Regions from separate parts of the Homo sapiens genome. Here all the other regions are linked to region 1. Evidence: chromatin loops called from intact Hi-C (ENCODE). Cell type or tissue: heart left ventricle. All regions are shown on one strand. Links, peaks and the distances in the headings refer to the core of each region. The heading gives the core; the rest is flanking DNA. Region 1 holds the start of LOC105378780 (a long non-coding RNA gene). Region 2 has its middle 40 kb from the start of GADD45A. Region 3 holds the start of GNG12 (G protein subunit gamma 12).

Evidence for each region. Hi-C counts contacts between places; a loop is a spot of excess contacts. Peaks named below come from ENCODE experiments on the same cell type or tissue, not always from the same donor. Only the 100,000 strongest peaks of a DNase experiment are listed, where the experiment ranks them.
Region 2: a loop joins it to region 1, with 2.3 times the contacts of the local background. A loop is called at or near these places in 12 of 110 quality-filtered maps.
Region 3: a loop joins it to region 1, with 2.5 times the contacts of the local background. A loop is called at or near these places in 10 of 110 quality-filtered maps.

Annotation. Positions count from the first base shown.
Region 1 is chr1:67,559,453-67,565,127 of GRCh38, forward strand. LOC105378780 (a long non-coding RNA gene) reads left to right here and starts at 2,596. Exons shown (of 4, transcript XR_947474.4): 1 at 2,596-2,707. In heart left ventricle, for the core only: a CTCF peak has its summit at 2,373 (motif pointing right); a DNase peak (open chromatin) is centred at 2,399; H3K4me3 peaks cover 68 bases; H3K27ac peaks cover 1,679 bases.
Region 2 is chr1:67,642,447-67,648,121 of GRCh38, forward strand. It overlaps the pseudogene HNRNPCP9. Among named protein-coding and RNA genes, the nearest start is that of GADD45A, 40 kb to the right of the region's middle. In heart left ventricle, for the core only: no CTCF peak of the experiment used is centred there; DNase peaks (open chromatin) are centred at 3,275 and 3,749; H3K27ac peaks cover 2,127 bases.
Region 3 is chr1:67,829,738-67,835,412 of GRCh38, forward strand. It overlaps GNG12 (G protein subunit gamma 12), which reads right to left and starts at 3,730. Exons shown (of 4, transcript NM_018841.6): 1 at 3,607-3,730. GNG12-AS1 (GNG12, DIRAS3 and WLS antisense RNA 1) reads left to right here and starts at 2,551. Exons shown (of 10, transcript NR_040077.1): 1 at 2,551-2,699. In heart left ventricle, for the core only: no CTCF peak of the experiment used is centred there; DNase peaks (open chromatin) are centred at 2,206, 2,604, 3,394 and 3,604; H3K4me3 peaks cover 3,716 bases; H3K27ac peaks cover 2,956 bases.

The sequences.
Region 1 (5,675 bases), core at 181-5,180:
TGCTTTGATGCCAAGAGCCTCAGTCTCACACGCCCCTCTGGCCGTCCCTGCCTGGGACACCGAGTTGAATTTCCCCACCCTGCGTCTGGGTCCTCACTCCCGCGCTCCGGGCGTCCAGCTCACGCCTGTCTGGTGGATCTTCTAGTCTCTGCGTTGGCTCTCTCTGACCGTGGGTGGTTTCTCCAGCCACATGATCTCAGCCTCAGCCCAGTGCCTGCCACCTTGGAGCAGGGAGAAGAGTAGGCAGTTTGCACGTAGTGTGAGGAAAGGGCCCTGGATTCGGTGTCTGGAAAACCTAAGTTTGAGCCCCAGCAGGCTCTGCCACTCACATGGATCAGTCACTTGAAATCTCGGAACTTCAATTTCTTCATCTATAAAGTGGGGAGAATACCCATCCCGCCTCCCAAAGTTGTGGTGGAAAGAACCATAGGCTAGGTTACTGTTGGTTGCGATGTGACTCCGAGCCAGGCGTTCTGTTTAGCACTTGTCTGTCCTTCCTGATTCTCCCAACACAACCCTTTCAAGATGGTATTTGCAGCCTAATTTTACAAATGAGGAAATGGAGGCTCAGGGAGGTTAAAAAATTTACTTAAGGTCACACAGCACAGCTAAAATTTGAACCCGGCTCTGCCAACTATGAAACTCCTGCCATTGGCTGGGCGCGGTGGCTCACGACTGTAATCCCAGCACTTTGTGAGGCTGAGATGGGTGGATCACGAGGTCAAGAGATCAAGACAATCCTGGCCAAGATGGTGAAACCCCGTTTCTACTAAAAATACAAAAATTAGCTGGGCGTGGTGGCGGGCGCCTGTAGTCCCAGCTACTCAGGAGGCTGAGGCAGGAGAATCACTTGAACCCGGGAGGTGGAGGTTACAGTGAGCCGAGATTGCGCCACTGCACTCCAGTGCGGCGACAGAGCGAGACTCCGTCTCAAAAACAAACAAAAAAACAAAAACTCTCGCCATGTATGCATTTCACTGTAAGAGGAGGAACACAGGAAGAACATGCTTTATAATGGTGAGAAATCTTTTCTGCACATCAGTATTTATGACTTTTTCTGAGAGTCTGCCCAGGCTGGAGTGCAGTGGCATGATCACCGTTTGCTGCAACCTCGAGCTCCTGGACTCAAGCGATCCTCTCGCCTCAGCCTCTTGAATAGCTGGGACTACAGGCACGCACAAGTACACCTGGATAACTTTTAATTTTTTTTGTAGAGACGGGGGTCTCGCTATGTTGACCAGGTTGGTTTTGAAATCCTGGGCTCAAGCAATCCTCCCATCTCAGCCTTCCAACGTGTTGCAATTACAGGCATGAGCCACTGCACCTGGCCTTGTCACTATTTTTGAATCATCCATGAGTCTCTCTGGGTATCAGAGGCATAAGAACTGTCAGATAGGGATGGTGCTGGCACATTTGTGGGTCAATTGCAGAGAACCCTGTCGAGTTAACAGTCCTTCCCATCTCTAGTTTCTTCAGCCTCAGGAAATACACAGCTAGCAAATGTGAAGAAAATAAGGCTTCCTGTTACTTAAGATGGACTGGAACGCTAGAACCAGGAACTTGATTCTGAGATCAACTTTGAAGTAACAAAACTTGGCTGGGGTCAAAATGACCAGCATTATTGCACCATACAAATAAGCCTGCAGTATCTGCAGCCCTCATCCTGTGGTATGGCCTCTGCAGGCATCCAGGCTGAGGTCCACTTGCAGGGGCAGGAGCTGTGGAACCGCTGCATACTGGCACAGCCCCCCACCTATGAACAGAAGCAGATGCTGGGAGAATGTTTGCTCCCGCTCATCCAAACAATGCATTCAAACCTGGCTGGAAAGATGATAAGAATGCTGCCAGAGACTAACAACTCTGAGCTGCTGCTGATGCTGGAGCCCCCCAAGTTTCTCAGGTCCAAACTGGATGAGCCACGGCGTTCTACAGGCTCATTGTGGCAGGAGAGAAGCTGCCCAGGAGGTGGGTGCAGTTGCTGCTGATATCTCTTAGTCAAGAAAAACTGACTGCAAAGCCAAATAACCCCTTGAGGAATTCACCTCAAGACTTGAAGACTTCATAGCTTATCCTATGAACCTCAGTGTCAAGAACCACAGATGGCAACTATGATAGGCCATTTTGTTTCAAAAGGTCAATTATGAAGCTGTAGACTTTTTCAATTATATGAATATGTTTTCTGGGTTCTGCTACGGCCCAGACAGTGTTAACTTCTTTTTCTATTGTGGATTTTGATGTTTTCCTCCCAAGATATTAGTTTTATTATATGTCCCCAAGCCTTAAGTTTCTCCATAAAGGAAAAAAAATCTCCAGGGAAAAAAAATCAGCCTCTTAGCAGGTACTGGTGGTCATAAAACACCCAGACAACACCAGACGGTGGCGCCAGAGAGGCAGGCAGGTGGCAGGAGGGCTGCACGGAGTTGGAGGCTCCTGAGTCTTCTGTTTCATTTGCTGGCAGCTTCTGTGTGCCTCAGGTGCCAGCGGCCTGGCTACTCTTGTTTCTCACAGTGTGCTGAAGTATCATGGGGTTTGTCCCTAGCAGGTCACCCAGAGTCCAACAGGAAGTGAGAGCAGCTCCTTCCTGCTGCAGTAAGAGATGAACATTCCCTTTGGAGAGACACACTAGGTCACTACAAATGGGCCACTGAAGAACCTGGCACTGGCCGCTATCACTGGCCCCAGCTGCAGTGCTGCTTGCTGTTCACAGGTTTGTCTCTTTCTGTATTATTTATAGCAAACATGGAGGGTTCACACTGGCCTAGGCAGCATCCAAGTGCTTTTACATGTGACAACGCAGAACTTTCTAACATGGCATACCAGGACTGCAGGTGACATATGTGCCTCAATTTTTCATCACCTTACCACTGGCTATGAGTAGATTCATCCATTTATGCCACTATCATTTGTTTTGTGAATTATGTTAATACCTAATGCAAATACTATTTTCTGGTCAAGTGCGGTGCCTCACACCTGTAATCCCAGCATTTTGGGAAGCTGAGGTGGGCAGATTGCCTGAGGCTAGGAGTCTGAGACCAGCCTGGCCACATAGTGAAACTCTGTCTCTACTAAAAATACAAAAAGGTGGGACACGCCTGTAATCCCGGCTGCTCGGGAGGCTGAGGCTCGAAAATCGCTTGAACCTGAGAGGCGGAGGTTGCAGTGAGCTGAGATGGTGCCACTGCCCTTCAGCCTGGGTGACAGAGCAAGACTCTGTCTCAAAAAACAAACAAACAAACAAAAAATACCATGTATTTTCTCTGGATGCCATGGCATGAAAAGTTGGGAAACACTGCCGTGAATGAATCTTCACACAACTTATGGGGTAGTTCTTCCTAATACCTCCTTTTTACATATGAGAAAATAGAGGCTCCGAGGGGTTGCTTGACTGGACCAAGGTCACAGAGCTAATAAGCAGTCGAGCCAGGACTGGAACCCAGATGGCCTATGTCTAGAGTTTCCATGCTCGTGTCCCTAGACCAAAAGCTCTCAACCCTAGCTATATATTAGAATCTGAGGAACTCAAACAAACAAACAAACAAACCCAAAGCCAAGAAATTGTCACAGCCAAGAGAAGCCTAAGGAGACCTGACGACTAAATGTAATGTGGACCCTGAATGGGACCCTGGAAAAGAAGAAAGACATTAAAAGAAAAACAAAGAATTCTAAATAAAACATAGACTTCAGTTAATAAAAATATATCAATATTGATCCATTAAATGTAACAAATGTACCACACTGATGTAAGATGTTAACAATAAGAGAAATGGCGGGGTGGAGTATACAGGAATTATATACTCTGTACTATCTTTGTAATAATTCTGTAAATCTCAAGGTCATCTAAGTAAAAAGTTTATTCTTAAAAAAAAAACAAGCAGAAAAATATCTGAGGGTCCTATCTCATAACAATTAAATCAGAATCACTGGAGTGAGATTCAGGTATCAGCATTTTTTAAAAAGCTCCCCAGGAGATTAAAATGTTCATCCGGGGCCAGGTGTGGTGGCTCATGCATGTAATCCCAGCACTTTGGGAGGCCTAGTCGGGCGGATCACCTGAGATCAGGAGTTCGAGACCAGCCTGGACAAGACGGTGAAACTCCGTCTCTACTGAAAATACAAAAATTGGCCAGGCGTGGTGGTGGGTGCCTGTAATCCCAGATATTCAGGAGGCTGAGGCAGGAGAATCACTGGAACCTGGGAAGAGGAGGTTGCAGTGAGCCGAGATCACACCATTGCACTCCAGCCTAGATGACAAGAGTGAGACTCCATCTCCCCTACCCCACACAAAAAATGTTCATCCAAGATGGAGAACCCCTGCACTGCCTCCCTGACATAGACCCTAAGCACTTTGAGTTCAGGGAGTTTGCTTATTCATTTTCATACCCCAAGCACCTAGCAGAGTGCCTGATACAGGTAAGGCACTCAGTATACATTTGATGAATAAGTGACTGACTCACTGAATGAATGAATGAATGAATATTTCAGCCTCTCATCAATTCAAACCTGACTTAATCAACTCTGAAGAGAAGAGATTACATGAAAACATGTAACGTCAGGCAGCAAGCCTATCGTGTCTATCACTGGGTACTGATTATTGTGTGCTAGCTGCTAGGTGCTGGCCATGGCTAGGAGTAGGTTAGGAGGTGATGCCTGTCCTCAAGGCATATTCTGTAAGGGGAGGTTAGGCCTTGTGGGGCAGGGAGTAAGCAGGCAGGGTGTGGAATCAAATGGTCTAGGTTCAAACCCCTGTTCCTGCATTTAGTAGCTGTGTGGTCCTGGGTGGTTTTCTAACCACACTGGAAACTATGGGAGATATGAAAATAAAGCAGAAACGGACGCTGCCGTGTGAAGTAGAAACCCAAGAGAAGAAATTGGTTAAACGTGGCATATGACGAGTTTTGCTTTCATTGTTTTGCTCTCTACAAGATTTATTTCCTGTCATGAAAACTCCACCCATGCCCTAGTTGGAAATCACCAGTGAAAAGGACGGGAAACTGGGCTGTCCTGACGTGAGCAGCTGGGATCCCACTAGGTCACGAGCTTGGGAAAGGAGGAAGAAGGAGATGTTGTGTCTGGAGTCATGAGGAAGTGGGCTCCTCCTGGACCTGCTGGATTCTGCCAGGGCCAGAGCACCTTTTGGGTGTGGGAGGTCAGCCAGATGATTGTTGCTAATGCTCACGGGCTCACAGGGGGCTGACTCGGCCCCAGCAAGTAAATCACTTTTTTAAGTGCTTTACTTGCTGCAGATCATTTAGTGTCCACAACCTCTGCATGAAGCCATCATTCTCTTTTTATGGCTCCCATTTTATTGGTGCTGACACTGAGGCCTAAAGTTAAAGAACTCATCCAAGGTCACACAGCTAGTAAGTGGCAGGACCAGGATTCAACATAGGTTGTCTGGCTCAGAGTGTGTGCACTTAAACACTACCTAACTCCCCCTTGCAAGTGGGATGCAGCCTGGTTTTGCAGGAAAAGCACCCACTTCAGAATCAGGCAGAGAGGGGGATCTGATCTGGCCTTGCAACCCTGGATATGGCACTTAACCTTCCTGATCTGTAATGTGGAAATCATAAGAGGGCTGTTGTGAGGACTAAATGAGACAATATAGTAGCCATTTTCCTTTTCCTTCCTTCTTAGTCTTTCCTTCCTCCTTTTCCCCCATCCACCTGTTCCCCTGT
Region 2 (5,675 bases), core at 468-5,467, 83 kb after region 1:
TCTATGATAGTTCAGATAAATAAATATATAACTTATTTATAGGTCAGCTACATAAGTCATTGTTATATAGTATAGACCAATAAATCAGCATGTATTATTTTTCTTGGCATCTCATATTGCCTGACATATAGCAGGTATCCAATACATATTTGGTGAATGAATGTCTATTGAATGAAATCCTGCAAAAATAATGGCACTTTCAGCTTGAACATGAGGACCAAAAATTGGAAATGTGAAATTACAGCGCTTTCACTTCAGTGGATGATTCACAGGCCCAGCTGGTTTCGTGCGTGTTTTATGAAGAGCAGTGTGCAGCGCTGTTCTGTAAGTATTGCAATCTGGGGGAATGGTCTCAGCGGGTTTAGAGCAAATCTTCTGGTGTAGGGTCTAACAAAGCAACTGCTCTCTGAGCCAGGGGAATGCTGGGCTTCTCTGGTGAGCAGCGTGGGTGGCCGCTTGTTCTCGGCTTTCCTCCCATTGTGTTCAGACAGCCTACGTTGCTCTTGTTTGCTCTGTGTCACTAGGGCCCTGGGGATAGCAAGAAATCTGTCCAGAAGTGTAAAACCACCCTTTTTATGAAACGAGAAAGTTGGAACAAGAACATTCAATGCGCTGACTGGCGATCTCAGAAAAGACACCCAGCAATGGCAAAATATAAAACAAAAGGGTCATCTGAGATTTGGCATCCTAAATCACTTACTTCTCTCTATCAAAGGGAGCTCCATTTTCTATAAGCTGCTGCCTTTACACACCCTCAACACAGATGTTTCTCCCTCTCCTCAGAGTTTGTAAAACTCACTCCATGAGGAAAGTTTCTGTCCTGCAGGTGGGTATAAGAGTGTGACCAGGAAGCACAGTATGGGATACAGAAGGCCACAAGGAATGGTGGAAAGGAAGATGACATGGAGAGAAAGGGAACCTGGGACTCAGTCTTGAATCTTTCTGAGTGACCTTGGTCAAGTCACCAAAGCATTCATTCAACAAACATTTGAGTGCTCAGTATATACTCCAGCAACGCTGTCCAAGAGAAATATAACAAAAGCCACACATGTAATTTAGAATTTTCTAATAGCCACCTTGAAACACAGTAAAAATAAGTAGGTAAAATTAATTTAAGTAGTATATTTTCTTTAACCCAGTATATTTGAAGTATTGACATTTCATGATGTAGTCAATATAAGAAATTATTTAAGAGATATATTTACATAGTTTTTACCATACTACATCTTTAAAATGAAGTATATGTTTTATACTTATGACACAACTCATCTCAAACACTACGTTTTCATCGGAAATAGTCAAGCTTTTTTAGGTTTCATACAGCTTACAGCTGAGAAAGGACATTCCCATACATAAATTATTCCAAATATACTTAAAAGTTTTTCAATAATAAAATCAGACTTTACATTAAAATTAAAACACAATGAAAAATTCATTTCCTCCATCTCATTAACCACATTTCAAGTGCTCAGTAGTCATATATAGCTAGTGGTTACTATACTGGATCACTCAGTTCTAGAGCTCATTGAACTCTGCCCTCTAGATTTCAATCCAATGAGGAATTAAGACCAAAAAAAAAATATATCTAGCGACTACAATATAAGAAGCCTTTTTATCTAAAACTTATCTGGATGTATCTAAAGACTTATCTATTCTTGTCTTGAAACTAGAGGTCTGTAGGTTAATTTTTAGCTAGTTTAGTTAGGAGTCATAAAAATGATACCTAACTTAAAACATTTTTCAAACTTAAAATACATAAAGGTATGACAATTCATCAATCTTATGTGACCAAAGGATCTCCGAATAAGAATTTACTGATGGAATTTTGAGTTGCTTTCCTTGCATGTGTCAGATCCATTGTGCAGGAACAATAATTTTCAATAGGGAAAAAATTCCAAGTTGTAAATGAAGGCCAAGGTCAAGGACTGGCTACAGCCAGTGTAGAAGCCACATGGGCATGGTTCATTAATGGTAAATGTGGCAAACACTGTTCACTGCCTACTCATCCACCATCCTCACTTTCTTCTCTGCCAGACAGAACTCTGGTTCTATTCAGTTAGTAAATGGGGATCCCTTGATCTTATCAAAGCTGTGCACAGTCTATGCCAGCCCAGGGAAGAATCACGATTGGCTTAAACCTTTGCCAGTAATTGCCTAGGGGTAGGCATAAGAGTTAGTTCTGGCCAGTGAGATTTCAGGGTAAATCTTTTTTCAAAGACTTTCTCCCTAAATGGAGAGAGTTCACAAGGAGAACATGTTTGGCCCTCGCCCCTTTCTTTATGTTCGAAATGCAGCTCTGTAAGGAGTTGCAGCTGCAATCTTAGGCCCATGGGGACATTAGCCTAAGACTACTTGAGACAGCTCTTCTACAGTTTGTTGTACATAATGAGAACTCAGTAAGTCATCACTAAGCATGAGAATTTGTCTTTTCCTTTACAATTTTATTGACTTACCCAGGTTCCTTTGAGGCCCATCTCTTCCATAAACCCTCTGTGATCCCTCCAGCCTGCAGGGGTACTCCCTCTTGCAGGCCCATAGTACTTACTTAATTGATACTTAATCATATACTATCTTGAAACACTCTTCATTTCTTTATCCTAACTTGACTTTTTATATGTCTAACTATGTTGAAGGCAGACCCCATGTGTTCTTCTTTGTATCTTCCGTCACATCTAGCAACATCCAGGTACTGGGCTGCTGTTCAAAAATATCTATAAAAGAAGTCAGTGAAAGAATAAAAGAGTAAAGACAGACATCCTCACTCTCTTGATCATGGAGTGGTATTTACCTTAAATAGCACTTAAGCCAGTTGCAAATTGATGGTCTAGGTTACTATTATTATATCGCATAGATTCTCAGGTTCTACTTCAATATTTGATCCAATGTTTATCCCTATTTTTAAATTTTGGATTAAAATTACCAATTTTGGATTCATGGTATTCTTACTCACTTTACTGATGCTCTAGTTTTTTCCCCCTATATTTCTTTTACTCAGATTGCAAAGAACTTATTCTAAATCTCTTTCCATTTCTTCCTTGAAAATTCTCCCTTCTTACATTTCTGCCACCTAGGGACAAATGTACTTCAAATATTCCTTGGAACTCTGTTCTACTATCCCCTCCACTTCCCAAATGTGGTAGTCTCTGAAGGCCTGGACAGAGAGGGAAGGCCTGACCACAGTGCCTATAGTTGGTTAGTCAAAATGGAACCAAAGCTAGTGTGTGGCAGCCAAGAATTGCAGCAGCCTAAGTCCCCAGGGCATGCTGACGTACAAACATGGGAAGCCAAGGGCCTACGCCAGTTTCTAGAGGCAAACAGAAGGGATCAAAGGTCAGCAGCTCTGCAGAAGCTGGAGCAAAGTGGAAGCCAACTAGAAATGCAGCGCACCAGCATGGCACATGTATACATATGTAACTAACCTGCACAATGTGCACATGTACCCTAAAACTTAAAGTATAATTAAAAAAAAAAAAAAAAGAAATGCAGCAAAAAACTTTCCAGGCAGTTCCAAGAAGAGCATTGGAAGGGCCTCACTCTCCATTATCAGTCAGAAGCCACATGGCACATGGAAGTGTTTCCCCTGCATGCACAAAGGGAAGAATGAGAGAATGCTTCCTAGTACATCTTCTTTTCCCAGGCTCACATTTTTTATAGTTAACTTAGGCTATTTTATTTATTAAACAAAGTTAATTGCCTCCATATCCTCTGAGGACTGGGCTGCTCCAGAGTCAGCTGGCCCCTTGCCTGGCTGCCTGCACATTTGCAACTGAAGGACACCATCAGTTTGGACATGTCAAGGATGCCAGTAGGATGGTGGTTTCCCTAGGCTGTTTGCCTGCTGGAGAGCCTCTAACATGCCTGCAAGGAGGGGAAAACAGAGAGAGAGAGAAAGGCAATAAAATGTGGAAAAAAACAGATCTATATCTAGTCCTAGAACAGCAGCAATGTCCAGAGGGCAGCCAAAAGCCCAGTGAAGCAAGTAAAAGATAACAGACTGCAAGCAGCAGGCAGCAACTGACAGATTTCTCAGAGCAGGCAGGAGGTAGTCTGAGCAATTATACAGGGATAAAGCTGAGACCCACAGAGGCAATGAAAAGAGATGGAACAATGCCAACAAAGGCTTGAGGGTAAAAGGAGCATCACAGGGAAATAGGAACAAAGCTTCATGTGAGCCATTAGATACCAGATAAAGAAAGTTCCAGATCGATAAGACATATTGGGTCATCTAAGAGGAAGGGAGGATGATGGGAATGGATTTTTCAGGACAAGTGTTTTAAAAACCTTGTTTTATCTAAAAAAAATAAAGATGAGCTCAAAATGAGATCACTGGGGACTGTCACTTCAGCCCACAGCTGCCATAGTATAGGAGGGGGGGCAAGGACTTCTAGAAGTGCAAAGTCACCCCATTGACTCATTGAGGGGACTCCCTGAGGTGTTAGACATCTGTTACTGGTGGCCCTGGATTGGGCTGCTGGCTGCAGTGTAAGGGAACAATGTGGCAGGACAAAGGGAGAATTCTGGTTTCTGAATGCAGCAAGGAAGATCTTAATCTATAAGGAAAGTGGCCAGTCGCTAGGAAGACAGTCCGTCCAGGGATAGAGAGGCTCATGGCAAGGGCAGGCTCAGGGGAGGCAATTTGATTGATTTGATGGAACACTTAATGTTATCTATGTAGGTGACAGTGACTCTCCCTGTTTTTACCAGGAAATTTCTATGAGGGCATGGGTTTGTTTAGGTATGCAATACTCAGCACTCGTTTGGCACTTAGCCTCCCTCTCCTCCCTTAACCTTCTGCCACATCCTCTGGCCCATTTCCAAACCTGGATCATTTCCATGATCCCTTTTTCCCTTATCCTGGGGCCCTGAGCCCTGGCCTGCCACACGTCCACTGTGAGGCCTGGACAGCCTAGAGCCTGCTAATGATTTTTCGTCCATTTCTAAGCCCACTTGCCACAAACTTTTTTAAGTGTCTGCTCTCAAGTGAGCTTCATTTTAATAAAAAGGAGTTCCTTCTATTTCCACCCCCTCTCCTCCAGCACACAAATGCCCCCAGGTCCTTTACTTGTCTTTTAACTTTGATCATCTCTCCTCCCGTTATCTCCCAATTGGATCCCTTTCAGCAAATGCTGTCAATCTTCTCTTTCCCTTTCCCCTGCTCTGGTCAGCAGATAACATCATGTCAGCTTCAGGTATTACATAATCTGACATCCTCTCTTCTTCGTAGTCCTCTGTTTCTCCCCTCTCTTTCTCATGCCTGCCTCCTCCAAGCCTTGCACTGTTTCATAGTCCCCCAAATCCCTCATCATCCCCTTGACTTTCTTCTCCTATACGTAAAAGAGAGGTTTTCCGCTTTAGCTGTGTTTTAGATCACCTGAAGAGCTTCTAAAAAGTATTGAAATCCCTAAACGATTGAAAAGAGGATCTTGAAGAAATATTTGTCCATCTGTGTTTACAGGAGCATTACTCACAATAGCTAAAAGATGGAAGCAACCCCAGTGTCCACAATGAATGGACCAACAAAATGTGGTATGCCCATACAATGAATATTATTCAGCCTTAAAAGGACAGGAAATTCTGACGCATACTACAACATTGATGAATTTGAGGATGTTATTTTAAGGGAAATAAGCTAGTCACAAAAGTACAAATACTGTATGATGCCACTTATGGCAGGT
Region 3 (5,675 bases), core at 322-5,321, 270 kb after region 1:
CGAATCAATAATTTACTCAATCAAATGCTTCAGTTGTTTCAGAGCATAATGTCATAGGCAAGAAACAATTAATAATCACACTGTACCCTTTATAGTTATTTAAAATTATTATAAACCACATCTCTGTGTCCCAGTGGAGCAATTAGTAAAATGAGAAATCATCTGTGGCATGAGCTAAGATCCTGGTTCAGCCCAATTCTGTGCACCTGACGTGCATTAGGACAAAAACAAGAAGCTTTAAAGGGTTTGTTTTAAAGATGGAGGCTTTTTTTTTTTTTTTTTTTGAGACAGAGTTTTTGCTCTTGTTGCCCAGGCTGGAGTGCAATGGCACGATCTCGATTCACCGCAACCTCCGCCTCCTGGGTTCAAGTGATTCTCCTGCCTCAGCATCCCGAGTAGCTGGGACTTCAGGCATGCGCCATCACGCCTGGTTTATTTTGTATTTTTAGTAGAGATGGGGTTTCTCCATGTGGGTCAGGCTGGTCTTGAACTCCCGACCTCAGGTGATCCGCCCACCTTGGCCTCCCAAAGTGCTGGGATTATAGGTGTGAGCCACAGCGCCTGGCAAGATGAAGGCATTTAAAAAATTTTTTAGATTTTAGGAAATGAGTCAACAATGTGATGAGTAGATTTCCTGAATTAACTGAACACCCAATCTCATGAAAGTTTACAAATAAAACAACGACTCACAATCAGCCTAACACTTCTTATGGCTTATCTGTTGGCCTTGGACATCAGCACATGCAAAAGTAAATAACCGGATACCCTTGGGTCACATGTTTTCATACTTTGATTAAGAATTACACTTGGTTAAAGATGAATACTTCTGTTCCTGGCTTAATTTCTTACCTAGGGCTAATAAACACAACTATTTGAAATATAAATTCTCTTTAAATGTAAAGGATAATGCAATGTTTCTGACTGTCAAAATTACTATGCAACTGTAACTTTAGCACTAAAAGCATATTAAAACTATTAATCCTTTAATCATAATTATTCATATTGCTGTGGTAGAAACATCACACATACACACACACAAACACACACACACCAGTTACTTTCTGTAGAATTTGAAATTGCTCTATCTAGCATTTCCGGAAGGTTCAAGCTGCCACCCTGCAATTTATCCAGTAGCCTGCTGCTTGAACAAGCTAGATAAATATCTAATAATTTTGACCATGTACTGCGTGTTAAGTCCAGTTTAAGTGTTTTCCAAAGACAAAGTTTTCATATACTTTCTGTAAAGCCCTACAGATAGAGACCATTATTATCCCCATCTTATAAATCAGACTGAAAAAGGTTAAATAGCTAATATTTTCATCTAAGTCTGTCTGACTCCAAAGCCAACACCCCAAATCACTGTTAAACAAGCTTCTCTTCCAAGTTAGGGCTCAGAAAAATTTACTTGCTTTCACAACTTGCCTTCCTAGGTTAAGCTTAAGCTGACATAAAACTCCAAAACAAAGCAAAACACAATAAATCACATAATTCTAATTTTAAAAAAAACTAATTTGATATTGGCTAACCACTTCCTCAAGTTTTCTGACCATGAAGCCCTTTGCTCTCACACTTTAATAAACCACCGATATTCTCTAACAAGTGACAACACAAATCCACAAATCTAATTGTTAGAGAGCTTTCAAGTAAGACTGGAGCTTTCTGGACAGGAAATTTTTATAATTCTATTTTTTTCAGGCTCTTGTGAAACACAGATTCACATTTTCATATATTTCTACACAAATCTAAGTGCTGTGTGCCCTGTTGGGGGTTCGATATCTAGTAAATTACATGAGTTAAATACAGCAAAAATAGGACTGCATTATTTATAAGGTCTAACGACGCAGTAGACTTTTCAGCATTTTTTGGACTTAAACCAGGGCTTTACGGCGCTGGTTAACTATTAGAGAAGGCAAAGGGACTGAACATTTTATCTGAAAGTCCTTTTATCACTTAAGACTCTGTAAAATTTTTGATTACTTTAAAAATTGTGTGTGTGAATAACGTTAGTTTACTAGAAAAGGGGCTTGCTAGTATATATAATTTGGTTAAAAAAACAAAAACAAAACAAAACAGCTCCTTACTTGAATGTGATTGTTTTGGCAATAGTAAAATTCAATCCCGTCGTTCTAGCGCTGCCTGCCTTCCTGGTTCTCCTAGGTGAGGGCCGCCATCCTGCGATAATTTACTTCGAGAGCTGCGAAGCGCTGGCAAGGGTGCAGTCTGGTGACTAGCACTTTTAAAAACAAAGCCAAACTCCGCTTTTAAAATAGAGAAGGCACAGACGCAGACCCTGCCTCTGACGACATCCAAAAGATTCATTATACACAGCCTATTCAGGCGAAGCTACAACCGCCCCAGGAAATATAAACTGTGTCGGCAAAGACAGCAGGGGGGAGAGGAAGTAACTGATGGGAAGGAAGCTAATCATGTGAAGTTTGTCCAACTCCACACGGTCTAATAAATTCCCGTTTGTTTCCGCTGGGAGCAGCCATTAAACGCGCCCTGACACGTGGGCGCAGGAACCTCCCTTCTACCTCTGGTGTTCAGAGATTTCCTTCTCGACCCACTTGTTTGTATACAACCACGCCCGGCAGGATGACCACCAGATGACCGGCCGCAGCAATGCCTCCACTCAGTCCCAGTTGGGCAAAGTTTCACTCCACTGCGGCGACGTGAACAAGAATCACGGCTTCCTTATCGTGAGTTATGAATGATTTAAGCCAAGTTTACAGGACACACAAAGCGAGGGACGAGTGAGTGACGGGAGGTGCTAAGTGACAGCGTTTTAAAGTTAGCTTTAATTGATATGCCCTAATTAAAATGAAAAACAGAATTCACCCTGCCCCACGGGATAACTGTCGGGGCAATAATTAAAAAAAAAAAAATCACCCAAGACTAAGCCTCAACCTCCCCCTTACCACTTGCAAATACAGTCTGCAGAAAAGCAGCCTCGGGTCCCCACTCGGGGGTCCCTCGCGGGGTGCGTCATATGGGCTCTCCCCTCTGCGACCCGCTATTTCCCTGCTAGACCCCCAGCGCCCAGCGGATTCCAAGGCTGCGCTCCCGCCGGCTGGTCCCGGGAGGTAGAAAGTAGGCAGAGGGGCGTGGCGTCCCTGTCGCCCCCACATGCCAGCCCTCCTCCAACGCCTGACACCACCACAAGCCACGGCTGGGAACACTGGGGGCCTCCCAACCCGGCGCGGGGCGCACGGCCGCAGGCTGGCGAGGAGGCAAGCGAGCTCAAGGGGAGACCTTTCCTTCCACCCCCAGCCCTAGCCCCAGCCACAGCCGTGGGGGCGGCTTCCCGCAACCTCGGGCGGCCGCCCGTCGAGGGCGCGCGCGCCGTTTCTGCCTCTGGGTCTCGGTGTCCCTTGGCCCCTTCCTCCCCCTCCCCCCGGTCTCCGGCGCCCAGCGCCCAGACCAGTCCCCGCCCTCCAGCAGGACACTCTTCCCTCCTTCCTTCCTTCCTCCGCTCCCTCCCTCCATCTCGCTTCCCAGCACCCGGGACTCGGAGGCGGCCCCCGAACTCGCTGGCCGACGCCCCGCGCCGCGCCCCGACCCCGCGGGGACCCGACTCACCACCCGCGCCCGCCGCTTGGTACTCACCCGCCTGCCGGTGCGCTGCCCCGCCGTCGCCGCCGGGACTCGGTCTCTAAGGGCTCCTGGAGACGGCTCCGACCTCTCCTCCTCCTCCTCCTCTTGCTCCTCCGGGCGCCGGCTCCGCCTCGCTGGGGTGGGCGGGGCGGCGGCGGCCCCGGGCTCCTTCCTCCGCGCCGGGCCCTGCCTCCCGCCCGGACGCCCTGGCTGTGCTGTCCCGGGCCGGGGAGCCCGCGTTGTGGCCCCGCAGGAGGAGGGGCGAGGCCTGGCCTGTGGAAGCTCGGTGGACGTCTGGTCGTCTTTGGCCATCCCCCTTCCTCTAATTCTCATGGAGGACCTGAAGTTCTAGGACTTGAGGGCCCCCACTCTACGACCCGCCCCCGCGCGGGGCCGCCCTGACTCCTCGCAAGTTTCCTTCGCGTGCGAACGCCTCGCTTGCCCCTGTGCCAGCGGTCCCCAGGGCTGTGAGGATGAGCGCTGCCAAACCCCTACACGAAAGTTTGGTTCTGTTCCAGAAACTATGGAGGAAAACACGCATAGTAACATTTAAAGGGCCCTGGGGCCACGGAGAGAAGTTTCCCAGAAAGTGGAGGTATAACTGCGGATTATAGAATTTGTAGTACATCCACCCACCATGAGCTTCCCGTCCATCTGCCCCGACCCCCTGAAATTTGTTTCCGAATGTCCAGTACCTGGCAGAGTTCTGCCTAATGAATTAATGGGATTTGGTTGGTCTTTTCTGGAAGGGTTCAAGGTCGGGTAAATGGAGGAGCCATTTCCGCTTCCACAGATTTTGTACTATTCCTTTGGCCATTCGACAGACATTACCAAGCACCCGCTGTGTACCAACTGCGATGCTAAAGGTGATGGGAGAGGTACAAAGATGAATCAGACAAGGGGCTTGCCTTCTTGGAGTCCAGAAAGAGTAAAGAAGCTGGATGTTCAGAAAACCACTCAGCGGACTTCTAGAGTATTCCTAGGTAGCCGCTTTCTTGTTTGACAGGGTGGAGAGAAAAGAGGTGAGGCCAAAGTAGGTCACTTAGAACCAGTGTGGGCAGAGTCCACACTTGAAATGGAGTCTGAAAGCATTGGTGAGGGATGTCTGTGTATTGAGTTTCACCAACTGAGGACAAGTGGGCCCTGGGGAATCTGGGAACTAGGGACTGCAGTCAGGGCATTATATTCCCTCTTGCTTTCCTTCTGACCCCTAAGCAAGTTTCAGGTTTAGTGAAATCATTTGCACATGTAGAAGAGGTGTCACAGGTAGAGTAGGTGTATGAATGCATGCCTTGCCCCAGGAGTGTGGTCTTAGCAAGCTGCGGATGGCGGTGGTTTGTGGGATGCAAGCCACAGACTGCCAGAGGGGTCTTTATTTCCTGTTCTGTTCAGCATTAGGAAATGCTTGACTGATTCACAAGTACTAACAGTTCAAATGATACACCTGAAACAGAACAGCTTGACACCACAGGGACTGAGAGGGTGGCATACTGGAGTTTGTATTTTTTGGCCACAGACCACAGAATAGACTCCTCTAAGCTATGCTACTAATTTTCCTTCCTGGGACACTTTATAGTTTAATAAGTGCTTTCATGTACTTACTCTTACTTTTCTCTCATTAGTCTCTTGAAAAAACCTGGAAGCTGGAACACCACATATTGCCACCAGTAACTTAAGCGGCTTGTCGAAGGTTTTTCTAGTTGAGTGCTGTTCAAAGTGTGGTTCATGGAATAGTGACAGTCTGCAAACCGTTACCCATCTACAAAGGGATGAGCATAGAAATTGAAGATGAGCATGTAGAAACTTACAGCAATTTGACAGAGTAATTTTATGTCTGTTAAATCGTTTAAAATGCAGCTTTGTATTTTATGTCTATTTCATTTTTCTTTTATGTGGAAAGGCATCAGCCTGCAACAGATTGAAAATAAAATATCACAGATAGTTTGAGAAGCACTGATCGAGATAGTATTAGGTTAGTACAGAAGTTATTACCGCAATTACTTTTGCATCAACCTAATAGCAAGGCAGGAATGATAAGAGCTAATACTTAACCAGCACTTTCTGCGTAGCAGATGTTGCTT